Regions from separate parts of the Homo sapiens genome. Here region 2 is linked to region 1. Evidence: read pairs that join two places in POLR2A ChIA-PET (ENCODE). Cell type or tissue: Panc1. All regions are shown on one strand. Each heading gives the region's core, and the rest is flanking DNA. Links, peaks and the distances in the headings are about the cores only.

What was found. Peaks named below come from ENCODE experiments on the same cell type or tissue, not always from the same donor. Only the 100,000 strongest peaks of a DNase experiment are listed, where the experiment ranks them.
Region 2: POLR2A ChIA-PET joins it to region 1 with 10 read pairs; 3 of 35 experiments call an interaction of 5 or more read pairs at or near these places.

The regions. Positions count from the first base shown.
Region 1 is chr10:119,517,678-119,526,005 of GRCh38, forward strand. All of the region lies in intron 3 of RGS10 (regulator of G protein signaling 10), which reads right to left. Among named protein-coding and RNA genes, the nearest start is that of RGS10, 21 kb to the right of the region's middle. RefSeq lists enhancers at 125-404, 755-914. In Panc1, for the core only: no CTCF peak of the experiment used is centred there; a DNase peak (open chromatin) is centred at 4,254.
Region 2 is chr10:119,120,056-119,128,383 of GRCh38, forward strand. DENND10 (DENN domain containing 10) reads left to right here. Exons shown (of 9, transcript NM_207009.4): 5 at 286-397; 6 at 3,414-3,514. Among named protein-coding and RNA genes, the nearest start is that of DENND10, 20 kb to the left of the region's middle. RefSeq lists an enhancer at 502-796. In Panc1, for the core only: no CTCF peak of the experiment used is centred there; no DNase peak of the experiment used is centred there.

The DNA.
Region 1 (8,328 bases), core at 237-8,236:
ACACACGCACACACGTGCACACACGCACACACATACACACATGAATCCAGGATATCTTGAGTGATTCTGAAATAGAGAAGTGCAATGAATGGCTTGAGTCTTTGAGGTGGGGCAGAAGAGGCCGGGGGAGAGGAAGTAGGTTCCAGTGACTGCAGGTATATAAGCTTTGAGGGTCTCAGCCCTGCCCTCTTCCACCGGCTGTCCCTCCTGAGTCTGCGTGAGAACAATGTGGGGTTCAAGGCCCTGGCTGACCAGATGCCCACTGTGAGCAGCTGCAGGGCTCAGCTTATCTCGGCGGAGCTAGGAAGTATGACTGAAAAGGGAAACCCTGAGACGGCGACCACAAGCCAGTCACGGGAAGGCCTGGTGTCTAGGCCGAGAACATGAGCAGAAAAGAAGAAACAGTCTGTGGAGCTATTTTGATAGATTTTTCCAGAGCTTTGTTAACCCTATTCTAGCTACTGTCCGGGTAGGAACAGAGCTGGTGGAGTTGATTCTGTGTCTGTGGCCTGGAAGGATGGCCGACTTCTCTTCCACGGCCCTGACACATGTGGCTGGCCACAGCCTGGACCAGAGAGCCCCTTTCTCCCTGGGGAGACCTGAAGTGTCCAGCATCTGAGGCTGTCCTGGCAGGTGCTGGAGAGGGCCCCACCTTGGCCCATCAACTCGGGGACTGCCCAGGAAGCACCTGCACCCCAGTGAGCACCTTCCAGGCACCCCACAAGGCTGAGGCCCTTCTTCGAGGCCCAGCAGTGGCTCAACTGTGACAATGCTCAGCCAGACGTCAGCTCTCGAACCCGGCTCCCTGCAGGTGCACGATCAGGAGAAGCAAATTCACTTTCCTATCAGCCCCAGAAGTGCACCTCTATGCAGACGAACAGCAAAGTCACCAGGGGCCCAAAGCTCAGAAGAGCGCTGCTTCCCACACTGGCCCCGCCCTCCCCAATCGAACCTTCCCACTGGAAAATAAAAGATCCCCCTTGACCCCACAGCTCTCTACATGGGGGTTAATGGCCTCACCACCCCCAATCCCTCTTTTTTTTTTTCAAGATGGAGTCTCACTGTCGCCCAGGCTGGAGTGCAGTGGCGCGATCTCGGCTCACTGCAAGCTCTGCCTCCCGGGTTCAAGCAATTCTCCTGCTTCAACCTCCCAAGTAGCTGGGATTACAGGAGTCCGCCACCACGCCCGGCTAATTTTTTGTATTTTTAGTAGAGACGGGGTTTCACCATGTTGGCCAGGCTGCTCTCGAACTCCCAGCCTCAAGTGATCCACCTGCCTCAGCCTCCCAAAGTGCTAGGATTACAGGCGTGAGCCACCGTGCCTAGTCTCCAATTCCTTTTTGAAATCTCTTAAAAGAAAAGCATGCACCCCTGCCTCCATTGTCCCTCCCATTCATTCCTCACGCTACACACAGGCTTCCGCCCAGCCAGCGCTGCTCCACCAGCCGGCTGACGCTGCCCAGGCAGCGAGGCCTCTCAGACCTTCCTCTGGAGTGAGCTGGCCCCAGCCCTGCTCAGCATTGCGACTTTCTTCTCTTCCCGCTTCCCTCACCTTGTAAGAGCCCTGTCCTCTCAGGATCCCCAACACCTCCCTGTGTCTGTCCCCCAGCTCCTGTCTCCCTGTGTCTGTCCCCCAGCTCCTGTCTCCCTGTCTGTCCCCAGCTCCTGTCTCCCTGTATCTGTCCCCCAGCTCCTGTCTCCCTGTATCTGTCCCCCAGCTCCTGTCTCCCTGTGTCTGTCTCCCAGCTTCTGTCTCCCTGTCTGTCCCCCAGCTCCTGTCTCCCTGTATCTGTCCCCCAGCTCCTGTCTCCCTGTCTCCCAGCTCCTGTCTCCCTGTCTGTCCCCCAGCTCCTGTCTCCCTGTCTGTCCCCCAGCTCCTGTCTCCCTGTGTCTGTCTCCCAGCTTCTGTCTCCCTATCTGTCCCCCAGCTCCTGTCTCCCTGTATCTGTCTCCCAGCTCCTGTCTCCCTGTCTGTCTCCCAGCTCCTGTCTCCCTGTCTGCCCCCCAGCTCCTGTCTCCCTGTGTCTGTCCCCCAGCTCCTGTCTCCCTGTCTGTCCCCCAGCTCCTGTCTCCCTGTGTCTGTCTCCCAGCTTCTGTCTCCCTGTCTGTCCCCCAGCTCCTGTCTCCCTGTCCCCTCCGTGAATTCTGGGGTTTCCCAGACTTCTGTCCTTGGTGACAACTCTAACTCCATGTCCCCCCCAGATTTCAGACCAACCCTCCCCCAAGCTACTGACCCATGTAGCCAGTTGGTTTCTAGCAATGTGGGCATGGACATCCCACTGACACCTTGAATTAACACAAAGGAACAGAGTGGTCCCCTTCTGGCTGGCAGGCCCTGTAGCCCCTACTCTGGGAAGCTGGAAACTTCGATCCCCTGTAGCCACTCCCCACCCCCATCCCGTCTGCTGGCCTCCGGCTCCTCTCCACCCCGTCTTCTTCCAGAGATGGAATGTGGGAGACAATTCCTAGGACAATGAAAGGATCAAGACACTAACTTTACTAACATCAATTTCAGAAAGAGAATGAGGCAAAGAAAATATCCAATAAATGATATGAGAATATTTTCAAGAACTGGCTCAGGAAATGAGAAGCAGTCGGAGACACAGCAGATGACTCTGCAGAGACCCAGAAGAATGAAGCCAAGCCCCTGAACAGGTGGGGAGGGGGTGCCAACGAGAAGCGCGTCCGGAGACGGCAGGAGCTCGAGGGCATCAGGTAGCCCAGACGGAATTGATGAGGGCGGCAGAAAGAAGCCATCAGACCCCCAGGTCCTCCACCCCAGGTCCTGCTCCAAACTTGAGCAGTCAGGTGGCTCCCCCGCCACCTTCAACAGAAGAGTTGAGTTTTCTTATCTAAAGAAACAGACCCAGGGAGGCTCCGGAACAGAGAGGCACAGAGGACGGCAAGAATGAGACGCCGAACCGAATAAAGGGATTCAGGGAAATTCCAAATATAGACCCCCCGCGCCAGCAAAATTCTCCTGACACAGTTAATTAGAAATATGTTTAGTTCAGGAACATATCAGGCTTATGGCCCCCCAGGAAGAGACTAGAGGGCCCTTGTCTGGAAAAATAAAAAAGCAGAAAAAACTCAATAGGAGGATCTGAAGATGTAGTCAAAATCTCCAAAAGCAAAAAAAAAAAAAAAATTAAAAAATAGGAAGAATAAAACATGAAATTAAGGGCTCAATGCAGGGCGTGAAAGGTCATCATTGGAAAAGAGACCAGAGACAATGGAAGGAAAAAAAGTTACTAAAATGATGATAACAATAACAACATAAGACCATTTCCCAGAACTACAAATTTCCAGATTATATGGCTCCACAAAGAATTCACACAATGAATGAACTCCGCCTCTGCCTCCAAAGCCCCTGACTGAACAGTTTTAGAATACTAGTGATGAAAAGATCCTGACCAGGTGGAGTGGCTCACACCTGTAATCCCAGCACTTTGGGAGGCTGAGGCGAGAGGATTTCTTTTGGGACCAGCCTAAGCAACATGGTGAGACTGCTTAAACCCAGGAGGTCCAGGCTGCAAAGAGCCGTGACCTCACTATATTCCAGCCTGGGTGACAGAGTGAGACCCTGTCTCAAAAAGAAAAGAAAAGAAAATTGCTGGGCGTGGTGGTTCACACCTGTAATCCCAACACTTAGGGAGGCCAGGGCAGGTGGATCACCTGAGGTCAGGAGTTTGAGATCAGCCTGACCAACATGGCGAAACCCCATCTCTACTAAAAATACAAAATTAGCTGGGTGTGTTGGAGGGTGCCTGTAATCCCAGCTACTTGGGAGGCTGAGGTAGGAGAATCGCTTGAACCTGGAAGACAGAGGTTGCAGTGAGCCGAGATCATGCCATTGCACTCCAGCCTGGGCAACAAGAGCGAAACCCCATTAAAAAAAAAAAGAAAGAAAGGAAGGAAGGAAGGAAAGAAAGAAAGGAAGGAAGGAAAGAAAGGAAGGAAGGAAGGAAGGAAGGAAGGAAAGGAGGAAAGGGGAAAAATAGAAAAGAAAATAGATCCTATACTATCCCAGAGAGGGAAAAAAAGAAAAAAAAAAAAAAACAGAACAGTTTACATATAAATTACTGATTCTCAACAAAAGTAGAAGACTAAGGAATAATGTCTTCAAACTTCTGAGTGTGTTTCACCCCAGAATTCTATGCTCTGTCAGATTATCAGTGAAGTAGGAGAGTAGGGAAAAAAATAACATTTCCACTCAACAAGGTCTTTACATACCTACCTGCCAGACCCCCCTTCTCAGGAAGCTATTGCCAGCTGTGTTTTGGGCTCTTCTCTCATGAGTCATTCTGGAGGGAAGAAGTCATTCTCGTGTGCTGTTCCCAAAATGAGGGAATGACTCAGGAGAGAAGAGGACTTGGATCCAGGAAATGGAATGCCTTCATCCTACAAAGAGGAAGGAAGTTCACCATGTGTCAGGCATGGGTCTAGACCCTCGGAGACAGTGGGGAAGAAGAGGCCCCCCACTCCCAGATTCCAGAAGACAAACCACACAGAAGACGGACAAGTAAATGACATGGATATGTGAAGTTGTTGAATGCTGGATAATCCACGTCAAGGAATGAACCAACACAGGTCCTATTAAAACAACAGAGGCGAGAGTGGGATTTGTATCGACTCCTCAACAGCCTTAGTTGATGGAGAGAGAAAAATCCTCCCATGGTCTCCCTGCTGGAACAGATGTGATAAGTTTGACTGTGAAATCCAGTTAGGTTACGTGCACAACAGAGGATTAAAAAGAACTGGCCGGGCGCGGTGGCTCACGTCTGTAGTCCCAGCACTTTGAAAGGCCGAGGCGGGTGGATCATCTGAGGTCAGGAGTTTGAGACCAACCTCGCCAACATGGTGAAACCCATCTCTACTAAAAATACAAAAATTAGCTGGGCATGGTGGCACATGCCTGTAATCCCAGCTACTCAGTAGGCTGAGGCAGAAGAATCACTTGAACCCGGGAGGCGGAGATTGCAGTGAGCAGAGATCGTGCCACTGCACTCTAGCCTGGGCGAGAAGAGCGAAACTCCGTCTCAAAAAAAAAAAAAAAAACAAAGACATTCAGTTAGGCGACTTCTCCCAGTGCCTATGTTCCTCCACACTTTTTGTAGTAATTTAGAGCTTACTCCCTGGTTTTACTTCCTAGGCAGCGGGACTCACTAGGGAATGCCTGGAGTCAGAAATGTGGCTCTGAATTCTTTTTTTTTTTGTTGAGACAGGGTGTCACTTTGTCATCCAGGCTGGAGTGCAGTGGCGCAATCATACCTCACTGCAGCCTTGACCTCCCTGGGCAACTACAGGCGCACTCCATCATGTCTAGCTAATTTTTTTTTTTTTTTTGGTATTTTTTGTAGAGACAAGGTCTCACCATGTTGCTCAGACTGGTCTTGAACTCCTGGGCTCAAGTGATCCACCCACCTTGACCTCCCAAAGTGTTATAATTGCAGGCGTGAGCCACTGTGCCCAGCCTCGGGCGAGCTGCCGCTTAACCACTCAAGTCATATCCCTGCATCTTCGAATGGGAACAGTGACTCACACTGGGGCCCAAACACTCCAGGCCAAACACCCCAGGTGTCACCAATGCCTCCACCCAATCTGCATTCTCAGGCAGTGACAGGAGGGTGGCATTCATTGCTCTAAAGCAATTGCCGGGTGCATTCCAGGCTTAAGGACACAGACTTTCAAGAAGTCCTATGCTGGGCCGAGTACAGTGGCTCACACCTGTAATCCCAGCACTTTGGAAGGCCAAGACAGGCGGATCACTTGAGGTCAGAAGTTCTAGACCAGCCTGGCAAACATGGTGAAACCCTGTCTCTATTCAAAATACAAAAATTAGCCAAGCATGGTAGCACACACTTGTAATCCCAGCTACTCGGGAGGCTGAGGCAGGAGGATCACCTGAACCCAGGAGGCGGAGGCTGCAGTGAGCCAAGACCTCACCACTGCACTCCAGCCTGGGCAACAGAGTCAGACCTTGTCTCAAAAAAGGAAAAGAAGTCCTATGCTGGATGTCAGGGGTACAGGCATGGAAAGGGGCTGCCCATTCGGAAGCTCTCTCTGTAGGATGTGGACAGGGCAGGGCAACCCAACACCAGACCTGCCTGACCTGAAAGGCTGGAAGAGGCACATTGAAAGTTTGACCCCCTCCTTCCAACCACTCCATTAAAGTCCTACAGGGGCTTTCCCAGCCCTGCTCACCTTGGCACCCAGATTCCCAGGTGTGGCTGCCCTGCCAGCCTGAAGCACAGCACAGTGGCCTCCCCCTCAAACATGCCATTCAGCCCTTCTGGTCTTCCCTCAGCTCTTGTCGCCAGCCCTGCCTGCCCACACACTGTCCCTGCTCCCGGGAACCCCCTCCCAATCTCAATGCCAAGTCTCAGCTAAAAAGCCACTTCCCCTGGATCCCTCCCCGTTGCCCACGCCTTGCTCCCACGACACATGTGCTTCCCATCTCTACACTCATTGCACTTGCACAGGCTTGCTCCCCTTGAGGTGCCCGTTCCCTGGAGCCGCTCACCTGTCCTGTCCCTGGGCTGCCTTCCTGTTCAGTGCTGGGCACCAAGCAGGCACTTCACAAAGATTTGGGGAATTCAACTGAACGGAGGCACAGAGCAGCATGGTGGTGCAGACAACAACGGGTGACTTCAGGGAGCTAGTTCAAGTCCTAGCTCTGCCACGGTGCGGGGACCTCACTTCCTTGTCTACACTGCAGGGGCGGACCGGCCCACCCACAGGCCCCTCCTACCTCTAACACTCAAAAGAATAAGGCAGGGGAATGGACATCTGTTGGCTTGCTTGACTCTGAGCTAGGATTTTATGGTGAGGCTGGTCGCAGCGGTGGCACAGTCTAGCATTTATCGATGGTGGTCCCCAGGCCCTGTCCTCGGTGCTGGAGACAAAGGACAACAATGAGGCTCTTGTTCTGAAGGCCCTCAGCCTGAATCCTAGCATCCCAAAGCATCCCCCACCACCTGCTTCTCACTTTCCCCTGGGGCCCCTCTCTGCCCAGGAGGCTCCGGCCAACGTCATCCAGAGGAGAGAAAAAGCCAGAAAGCAAAATCCAAGGGTCCCGCCCAGTAACAGCTTTCGAGGTGGGCCTGGGAAGTTCAAGCCAAAGAGAATCCATCTTAGAATACTCCCTTGCCACCTCCAGAGAGGAAGGTGGTGGAGAAAAGGCCGCGCTGCGCCATCCAGGAGGATGGGTGTCTGCGCCCGGAAAGGCCTTTGAATAAACCCATGATATACATTTTCCAAGCAGTTGTCTGCAAACGCTTCACGGCTTCTGGCCCATAGATTCCAGCTTTTGGAGACGAGGCCTCAAAAACTGGCAACGCGCAAGCCGCATCTGCCCATGGGTATGTTTTGTTTGGTAGGCAAGGTTTTAAATTTTTTTTTAATTAGTTCCAACATTTAAAAATCATCTGGTTTCACGTAAGGATCCAAATGTCCAGCTTCTTTAGAAAAACAGGCGGTACTAGGTGGAATATAAGACATGCCTTGGGAAGAAAGTCCACCAGGGTCGCAGGGCAAGCAAAGATCTAGGAGATCACCATCAGTAAGCTGGCGGAGACGGAACCTGAAGCAGGGGAAGCCCAGACAGCCACAGGCCCTGAACCACCAGCTGCAGCCTGTGCAGGCAGACAGAACGTCCTTAGCTGGCCCCAGTCCCCAACACTCCCTCCAGCCTCACACCAGGAGCCTCCTTCATTCACATGACTTACTGGCTCCTGCAGGCATTTAGCCAGCAGCCTCTTAGAAAGATACAGGGCCAGGCCTCATAAACCCACCCAGGGCACAGGCCTCCTTCCCCATAATCTCATCTACCCTCCCTCATACCCAACCAGCTGACACTGGGAATGAAGGCAAAGAGGACACATCTACCCAGGAGAACAATCAGAGGCTTTCTCTGCAGGATGCTCGCCAACTATGGGACGCTCAGTACGATACACTGAATAATTGACAATCCCTCTGATGCACCTTGTGCTTTTATCATTACACATCTGCGTATCGTTTTACCACGTCCAAAATGCTAACATGTCAAAATGTGGGGAAAACATCCTCATAACTTATTCATGAAGAAAAAAATTCTATGCAATGAGGAACTCTAAGTGACATAAATTGTTATTTTTATTTTAAATATTGGTCCATTTGAACAGCTCCATTTAAAAATGGATTAACTCACCCTTTTAAAAATGATTAATATTTGATCAACACAAGATACCTAATCTGAAGCTTAAATCTTCCCCCAAAACTAATATGAATCAGGTTTCTTTAGGCAACTTCAGAATCTATTGGAAAGGCAGTTGTAACTTTATAAGGGAA
Region 2 (8,328 bases), core at 244-8,243, 400 kb before region 1:
TGGCCAACATGGTGAAACCCCGTCTCTACTAAAAATACAAATATTAGCCAGGTGTGGTGGTGTGTGCCTGTAATCCCAGCTACTCGGGAAGCTGAAGCAGGAGAATCGCTTGAGCCCAGGAGGCAGAGGTTGCGGTGAGCAACTATCTTGCCACTGCATTCCAGCCTGGGTGACAGAGTGAGACTCGGTCTCAAAAAAAAAAGAAAAAAGAAAAAAAGAAAAAAAAATCTTTATTTCTTTGCATGATGTGTAATGCAGTAACATTACAATTTCTCTTTTTTGAAGACATTGTATCTCAGTTTGGAATGGAAACTGTTATCTTACACACAGCACTGATGCTAAAGAAAAGAATTGTGGTGTATCACCCCAAGATAGAAGCGGTCCAGGAGTTCACCAGGTATCACCTCTAATTATAAAAAAGTGTTAACTTTGTTGGCAGACAGTTCGCAGCACTAGATGTTACTGTGTGCTCTGCTGTGTTGCACATTTGCTATAAATAGCATGTGGTGAAATACCACCTTTGGTCTGAAGTTTCTGTTTAGCTCTAGTAGTTCAAGGTTACTGATTTGGACTATTTATGACTATTTTAGAGCAGGGGATTAGCAAACTTTTCCTTGCCAGACAGTAAATATTTTAGGTTTGTGAGCCATATGGTCACTGCCCCAACTACTCAACTGCCTAGGTAGCACAAAAGCAACCATGGAGGACACGTACATAAATGACTCAGCATGGCTGTGGTCAATGAAATTTTATTTTCAAGGACAGGCAGCTAGGCTGTGGGCCATAGTTTGCTGACCCGTTTCAGGTAAATTGTTCCTTCTGTTCAGTTTTATCAAAGACTCTTTTTTTTTTCTTGTTTTAATTAAAAAGTTTTAGAGCAGGACAAAGACTCTTACTTTGATAGTACATATAGATTTTTTAAATTTTATTTTCATTTTTAGTAGAGATGGGGTCTTGCTGTGTTGCCCAGGGTGGTCTCAAACTCATAGGCTCCAGTGATCCTCATGCCTTGGCCTCCCAAAGTGCTGGAATTACGGGTGTGAGCCACTGTGCCCGGCCAAAATAAATGTAGATTTTGTTGTTGTTAATAATTTTTTTGCCAGGAGGGTCAGTTCAGGGCCAGGAGGTGCCTGCCAGGCCCTGTCCCCTCTAACAGCTCCCCCACCTGCCATACAGATTTTTAAAGATTTTTTGTTTACTAAATCTAACTTGTTATTAGGTCCTTTTAAATTTTTTTCATTTTTATTTTTTTTATATTTTTTGTCGAGATGGGGTTTCTGGGGTCTCACTATGTTGGCCAGGCTGGTCTCGATGTCCTAGGCTCAAGTGATTCTCCTGCCTCCGTTGAGATGATTACAGACATGAACCACCACACCCAGCCATTAGGTCCTTTTTTTTTTTTTTTTTTTTTTGGAGGCAGAATCTCTCGCTTTGTCACCAGGCTGGAGTGGTACAGTGGCGCGATCTTGGCTCACTGCAACATCCACCTCCCGTGTTCAAGTAATTCTCCTGCCTCAGCCTCCCGAGTAGCTGAGACTACAGGTGCGCACCACCACGCCCAGCTAATTTTTGTATTTTTAGTAGAGATGGGGTTTCACCATGTTGGCCAAGATGGTCTCGATCTCTTGACCTCGTAATCTGCCCGTCTCGGCCTCCTGAAGTGCTGGGATTACAGGCATGAGCCACTGTGCCCGGCCAGGTCCTTCTTTAAAAGCAAGAGGACTTAGCATTCGTGTTGGGTTTACTGTATGTCAGGCATTTTGTAAGATACCTTAAATTATTAAATTTACTCATAACAAGAACCCTGCAAGGAAGTATTTTTACCCTGTTTTATGAATGAGAAAATTAAGGTTGGCAGAGTATAGGTATAAGGTAATGAAAAGAACAAAGGCTTCATAGTCAGAAAGACCTGAGTTAAAATCTTGGGAGGGCAACTTATTAGCTCTGTGAACACATAAAAGATAATGTTGGCCGGGCATGGTGGCTCACACCTGTAATCCCAGCACTTTGGGAGGCTGAGGTTAGCAGATTGCCTGAGACCAGAAGTTCAGGACCAGACTGGGCAACACAGCAAAACCCCATCTCTATAAAAAAATACAAAAATTAGCCAGGCATGGTGGCATGCACCCGTAGCCTGAGCTACACAGGAGGCTGAGGTGGGAGAATCGCTTGAGCCCAGGAGGTGGAGGCTGCAGTGAGCCATGATCACGTCACTGCACCCCAGCCTGGACGACGGAGTGAGGCCCTGTCACAGAAACAAAACAAAAGGTATTGATTGTTTCTGAGCCTGTGTTCCTTTATCTGTAAAATGAAGATCGTAATATCTACTTACAAGTTTGTTAAGACTGGAAATAATTTATGTAAGATGCTTAACATGTACCTAGCCTGTAAGACACACTTTAGAAGTTATTATTGTTATGATCATGATTGCATCAGATTTTAAGTGAGAGAGACAGAACTTTCACCCTGCCCTCTCTGGGTCCAAAAGCCCATATTTTCTATCCCATCACCTTTTCCCCCTCTACGTATGCTCCTTAAACTGGAGCGGTCACAGCTTCTGAGATATTTAGCAGGGCACCAGGGGTTCATGAAGCCACAGATAAATTTGATACATCTTGTTGCAGTCATTATTCTACCATAAGTTTTTTTCAGAGAAATCTATGTCTTAGGGAAACAAACACACTTGGTTTGCGAGTTTTACTAAAATTTTAAATATAAATGGGAGACTTCCAGAAAATTTCTTGCTTGCAGAGGTGACTTTGAATTTTACCCTTAGACTCCCTTTCCATGGCAGTCTCCAGAGTGGGATTTTTCAGAGGAAAACCTTAGAAGCGTCACTCTTTGCTACCACAGGGATCTTTTGAAACTTCACCTTGAGCTTTCTGTAGCTGATCTGATCCCCAAAAGCAGAGTTTAAAACATTGCAGAGAGGCTGGGTGCAGTGGCTCACGCCTGTAATCCCAGCACTTTGGGAGGCCAAGGCAGGTGGGTCACCTGAGGTCAGGAGTTCAAGATCAGCCTGGCCAACATGGTGAACCCCCATCTCTACTAAAAATACAAACATTAACCGGGCCGTGGTGGCAGGCACCTGTAGTCCCAGCTACTTGGGAGACTGAGGCAGGAGAATTACTTGAACCCCAGAGGTGGAGGTTGCAGTGAGCCAAAATCGCGCCATTGCACTCCAGCCTGGGTGACGAGTGAAACTCCATCTCAAAAAAATAAATAGTAAAACATTGCATTGCTTTAATTTGAAGCCCAGAGGTTAGCACATTTGGGGCTTGGTCTCACCTCTGTCCCTGATTAGCTGTAGACTCTACCCTCTTCATTTCCTTCTCAGGAAGAGGAGAAGGGGGCAGGCTGAGTCTTTAAGGTGTGGACCAGCAACAACTTGAGTTCTTGCCTTGATTCCCCAGGACTCTGCCTGCCCTGGTGTGGCACCGACAGGACTGGACCATCCTTCACTCTTACGTGCACCTCAACGCCGATGAGCTGGAAGCCCTGCAGATGTGCACAGGTAGACAAGAGGATCCCAGGGGAGGAACTGTTTCACTTTTTTTTTTTTTTTTTTCCTGAGACGGATTTTCACTCTTGTTGCCCAGGATGGAGTGCAATGGCACGATCTTAGCTCACCGCAACGTCCGCCTTCAATTCTCCTGCCTTAGCCTCCCAAGTAGCTGGGATTACAGGCATGTGCCACCACGCCTGGCTAATTTTATTCCACTTTAAAGAGGGTTTTTTGTTTTTATTTTGTGCATTCCCAAGTGGGATACTGATCCTTTATTATTTCTTTGGCACATGCAATCAATTTTTTGCCCTTAAATTTTTTTTTTTTTTTTAGTTTAAAAAAAAATTGTGGCCGGGAGCGGTAGCTCACACCTGTAATTCCAGCACTTTGGGAGGCCAAGGTGGGCAGATCACCTGAGGTCGGGAGTTCAAGACCAGCCTGACCAACATGGAGAAACCCCGTCTCTACTAAAAATACAAAAAATTAGCTGGGTATGGTGGCACATGCCTGTAATCCCAGCTACTTGGGAGGCTGAGGCAGGAGAAACACTTGAACCTGGGAGGCGGAGGTTGCGGTGAGCCAAGATCACACCACTACACTCCAGCCTGGGCAGCAAGAGCAAAACTCCGTCTCAAAAAAAAAAAAAAATTGTGGTAAAATGCATATAGGATTTACCTTTTTTTGGCCGGGCGCGGTGCCTCATGCCTATAATCCTAGCACTTTAGGAGGCTGAGGCAAGTGGATTGCCTGAGCTCAGGAGTTTGAGACCACCCTGGCCAACATGGGGAAACCGTATCTCTACTAAAATACCAAAAAAAAAAAAAAAAAAAATTAGCCGGGTGTGGTGGTGGGTGCCTGTAGTCCCAGCTACTCGGGAGGCTGAGGCACAAGAATCACTTGAACCCAGCAGGTGGAGGTCGCAGTGAGCTGAGACTGAGCCACTGCACTCCAGCCAGGGCGACAGAGCGAGACTCTGTCTCCAGAAAAAAAGATTTACCTTTTTTTTTGAGACCAGGTCTTCCTGTGTTACTCAGGCTGGTCTTGAACTCCCGAACTCAAGCGATCTGCCCATCTTGGCCTCCCACACTGTTGGGATTACAGGTGTCAGCTGCTACGCACAGCTACATTTACCTTTTTAACCATTGGTAAACATACAGTTCAGTGGCATTAAGTACATTCACGTTGTTGTTCAGCCATCATCAAAATGCAGCCTGTTTTTGGCTGGGCACAGTGGCTCACACCTGTAATCCCAGCACTTTGGGAGGCCGAGGTGGGGTGATCGCCTGAGCCCAGGAGTTCCAGACCAGCCTGGGCAACATAGGAGACCTGTCTTTTAAAATTTTTAAATTATAAAATAAAATTTAAAAAATGCAACCTATATTTAACTATTTAACCTGTAAAGTTTTTTTTTGTTTTTGTTTTTTTCTTGGGACGGAGTTTTGTTCTTGTTGTCCAGGCTGGAGTGCAATAGTGTGATCTCAGCTCACTGCAACCTCTGCCTCCTAGGTTCAAGCAATTCTCCTGCCTTAGCCTCCCTAGTAGCTGCGATTACAGGCACCTGCCACCATGCCCAGCTAATTTTTGTATTTTTAGTAGAGACAGGGTTTCTCCACGTTGGCCAGGCTGGTCTCAAATTCCTTACCTTAGGTGATCCACCCACCTCAGGCTCCCAAAGTGCCTGGATTGCAGGCATGAGCCATTGTGCCTGGCCGAACTTGTAAAGTTCTAGTCTTAAAAGTTTATCAGTGACTTTTTTTTTTCATCTTAACTTTTTAATTGTTATGGGTATATAATAGGTATATGTATTTATGGGGTACATATGATGTTTTGATACAGGCCTACAATGTATAATGATTACATCAGGGTAATTGCAGTATCCATCACCTCAAGCATTTATGATTTCTTTGTGTTAAGAACATTGTGATTCCACTTCTAGTTTTCTTTTTTTTTTTTTTTTTTTTTTTTGAGTTGGAGTCTCACTCTGTTGCCCAGGCTGGAGTGCAGTGGCACGATCTCAGCATACTACGGCCTCCACCTCCCAGGTTCAAGCGATTCTCCTGCCTCAGCTGCCTGAGTAGCTGGGATTACAGGTGTGCACCACCATGCCCAGCTAATTTTTTTGTATTTTTGGTAGAGAGTAGAGATGGGGTTTTACCATGTTGGCCAGGCTGGTCTCAAACTTCTGACCTCAGGTGATCCACCCGCCTCAGCTTCCCAAAGTGTTGGGATTACAGGTGTGAGCCACTGTGCCCAGCCAACTTCTAGTTATTTTTAAATATACAATAAACTATCATTCACTGTAGTCACCCTATTGTGCTATCAAATACTAGGTCTTATTCATTCTAACTATATTTTTGTATCCACTAACCATCCCAAATTTTCCCCCTCTCCCCACTACCCTTCCTAACCTCTGGTACCCACCATTCTACTCTCTATCTCCCTGAGTTCCATTGTTTTAATTTTTAGCTCCCCCAGATTAGTGAGAACATGCAAAATTTGTCTTTCTGTCCGTGGCTTCTTTTACTTAACATGATGCCTCCAGTTCCATCCATGTTGTTGCAAATGACAGGATTTCATTCCTTTTTATAGCTGCATAATATTCCACTGTGTATATGCACCACATTTTCTTTTCCATTCATCTGTTGATGGACACTCAGTTTGATTCCAAATCTTGGTGGTTGTGAACCGTGCTGCAGTGAACATGGGAATGGTGGTATCTCTTTGATACACTGATTTCCTTTTTTGGGGGTAAATACCCAGCAGTGGGATTGCTGGATCATATGGTAGTTCTATTTTTAGTTTTTCGAGGAATTTCCATACTGTTCTCCATAGTGACTGTACTAATTTACATTCCTACCAACAGTGTACGAGAGTTCTTTTTCTCTACATTCTTGCCATCGTTTGTTATTGCCTGTCTTTTTTGAGACAGAGTCTCCCTCTGTTGTCCAGGCCAGAGTGCAGTGGCATGCTCTCAGCTCACTGCAACCTCCACTTCCCTGGTTCAAGCAGTTCTCTTATCTCAGCCTCCTGAGTAGCTGGAACTGCAGGCACCCACCACCATGCCTGGCTAATTTTTGTATTTTTAGTAGAGACAGGGTTTCACCATATTGGTCAGGCTGGTCTCGAACTCCTGACCTCAGATGATCCACCTGCCTTGACCTCCCAAAGTTCTGGGATTACAGGCGTGAGCCACTGCGCCCAGCCGTCTGTATTTTTTTTTAGAGACAAAGTCTTGCTTTATTGCCTGGGCTTGTCTTGAATTCCTGGGCTCTGGGATTATAGGCATGAGCCACTGTGCCTGGCCATTTTCTTATGAAAATTTTTCTTTCTCTTTTTCTTTTCTTTTTTTTTTTTTTGAGACAGGGTCTTGCTCTGTCGCCCAGGCTGGAGTGCAGTGGCTCAGTCTCGGCTCATTGCAACCTCCACTTCCTGGGCTTAAGCCATCCTTCTACCCCAGCCTCCCAAGTAGCTGGGACTACAGGCACGTGCCACCATGCCTGGCTAATTTTTGTATTTTTTTTTTTGGTAGAGATAAGGTTTCACCATGTTGCCCTGGCTGGTCTCGAACTCTTGAGCTCAACAGTCCTCCCGCCTTGGCCTCCCAAAGTGCTGAGATTATAGGTGTGAGCTACTGTGCCTGGCCTAAACATTTTTAATGTTTTTTATTTCCCAGTGAAGTTATTAATTTATCTGGAATAATTTTTTGTGTAGTGTGTGAGTTTGGGATCTGACTGAACTTTTTTACCCTATGGATAACCACTTGGACCAGGACATTTATTGAATAATCTCTTTCTTTTTTCAGTAATGAGTAATATTACTTGTCATCTGTCACATTTTCTCATTCATGGGTGGGCCTGGGTCTGGCTCTCAGTAGTAGGTTTTGTTTTTGTTGTTTTTTAAATTATTTTGTTTTATCTTATTTTATTTTATTTTTTTGAGACAGAGTCTCGCTCTGTTGCCCAGGCTGGAGTGCAGTGGCGTGATCTTGGCTCACTGCAACTTCCATCTCCCAGGTTCAAGCAATTCTTGTGCCTCAGCCTCCCGAGTAACAGGGACTACAGGCATGTGCCACCATGCCCAGCTAATTTTTTTTTTTATTTTATTTTTAGTAGAGATGGGGTTTCGCCATGTTGCCCAGGCAGGCCTCGAACTCCTGAGCTCAAGCAATCCACCCGCCTCAGCCTCCCAAAGGGCTAGGATTACAGGCATGAGCCACTGCGCCTGGCCACCAGCTAATTTTTGTATTTTTAGTAGAGACAGGGTTTCATCATGTTGGCCAGGACAGTCTCAAACTCCTGGCCTCAAGTGATCCTCCCACCTCGGCTTTCCAAAGTGCTGGGATTACAGGCAGGAGCCACTGCCCCCACCTGTTATTTTTTAACTGTCCTTGCTTGGTAAAGTAAAACTCTAGGAATGATAAATTGGTCCTGTATTAGTGTGTTCTTGCACTGCTATAAAGAAATAACTGAAGGCCGGGTGGGATGGCTCATGCCTGTAATCCCAGCACTTTGGGAGGCTAAGGTGGGTGGATCACCTGAGGTCATGAGTTCAAGACCAGCCTGACCAATATGGTGAAACCCTGTCTTTACTAAACATACAAAACTTAGCCAGGTGTGGTGGCATATGCCTGTAGTCCCAGCTACTCAGAAGGCTGAGACAGGAAAATTGCTTGAACCCAGGAGGTGAAGGTTGCAGTAAGCCAAGATCGTGCCACTGCCCTCCAGCCTGGGCAACAGAGCAAGACTCTGTCTCAAAAACAAACAAAAAGGCCAGGCACAGTGGCTCACGCCTGTAATCCCAGCGCTTTGGAAGGCTGAGGCAGG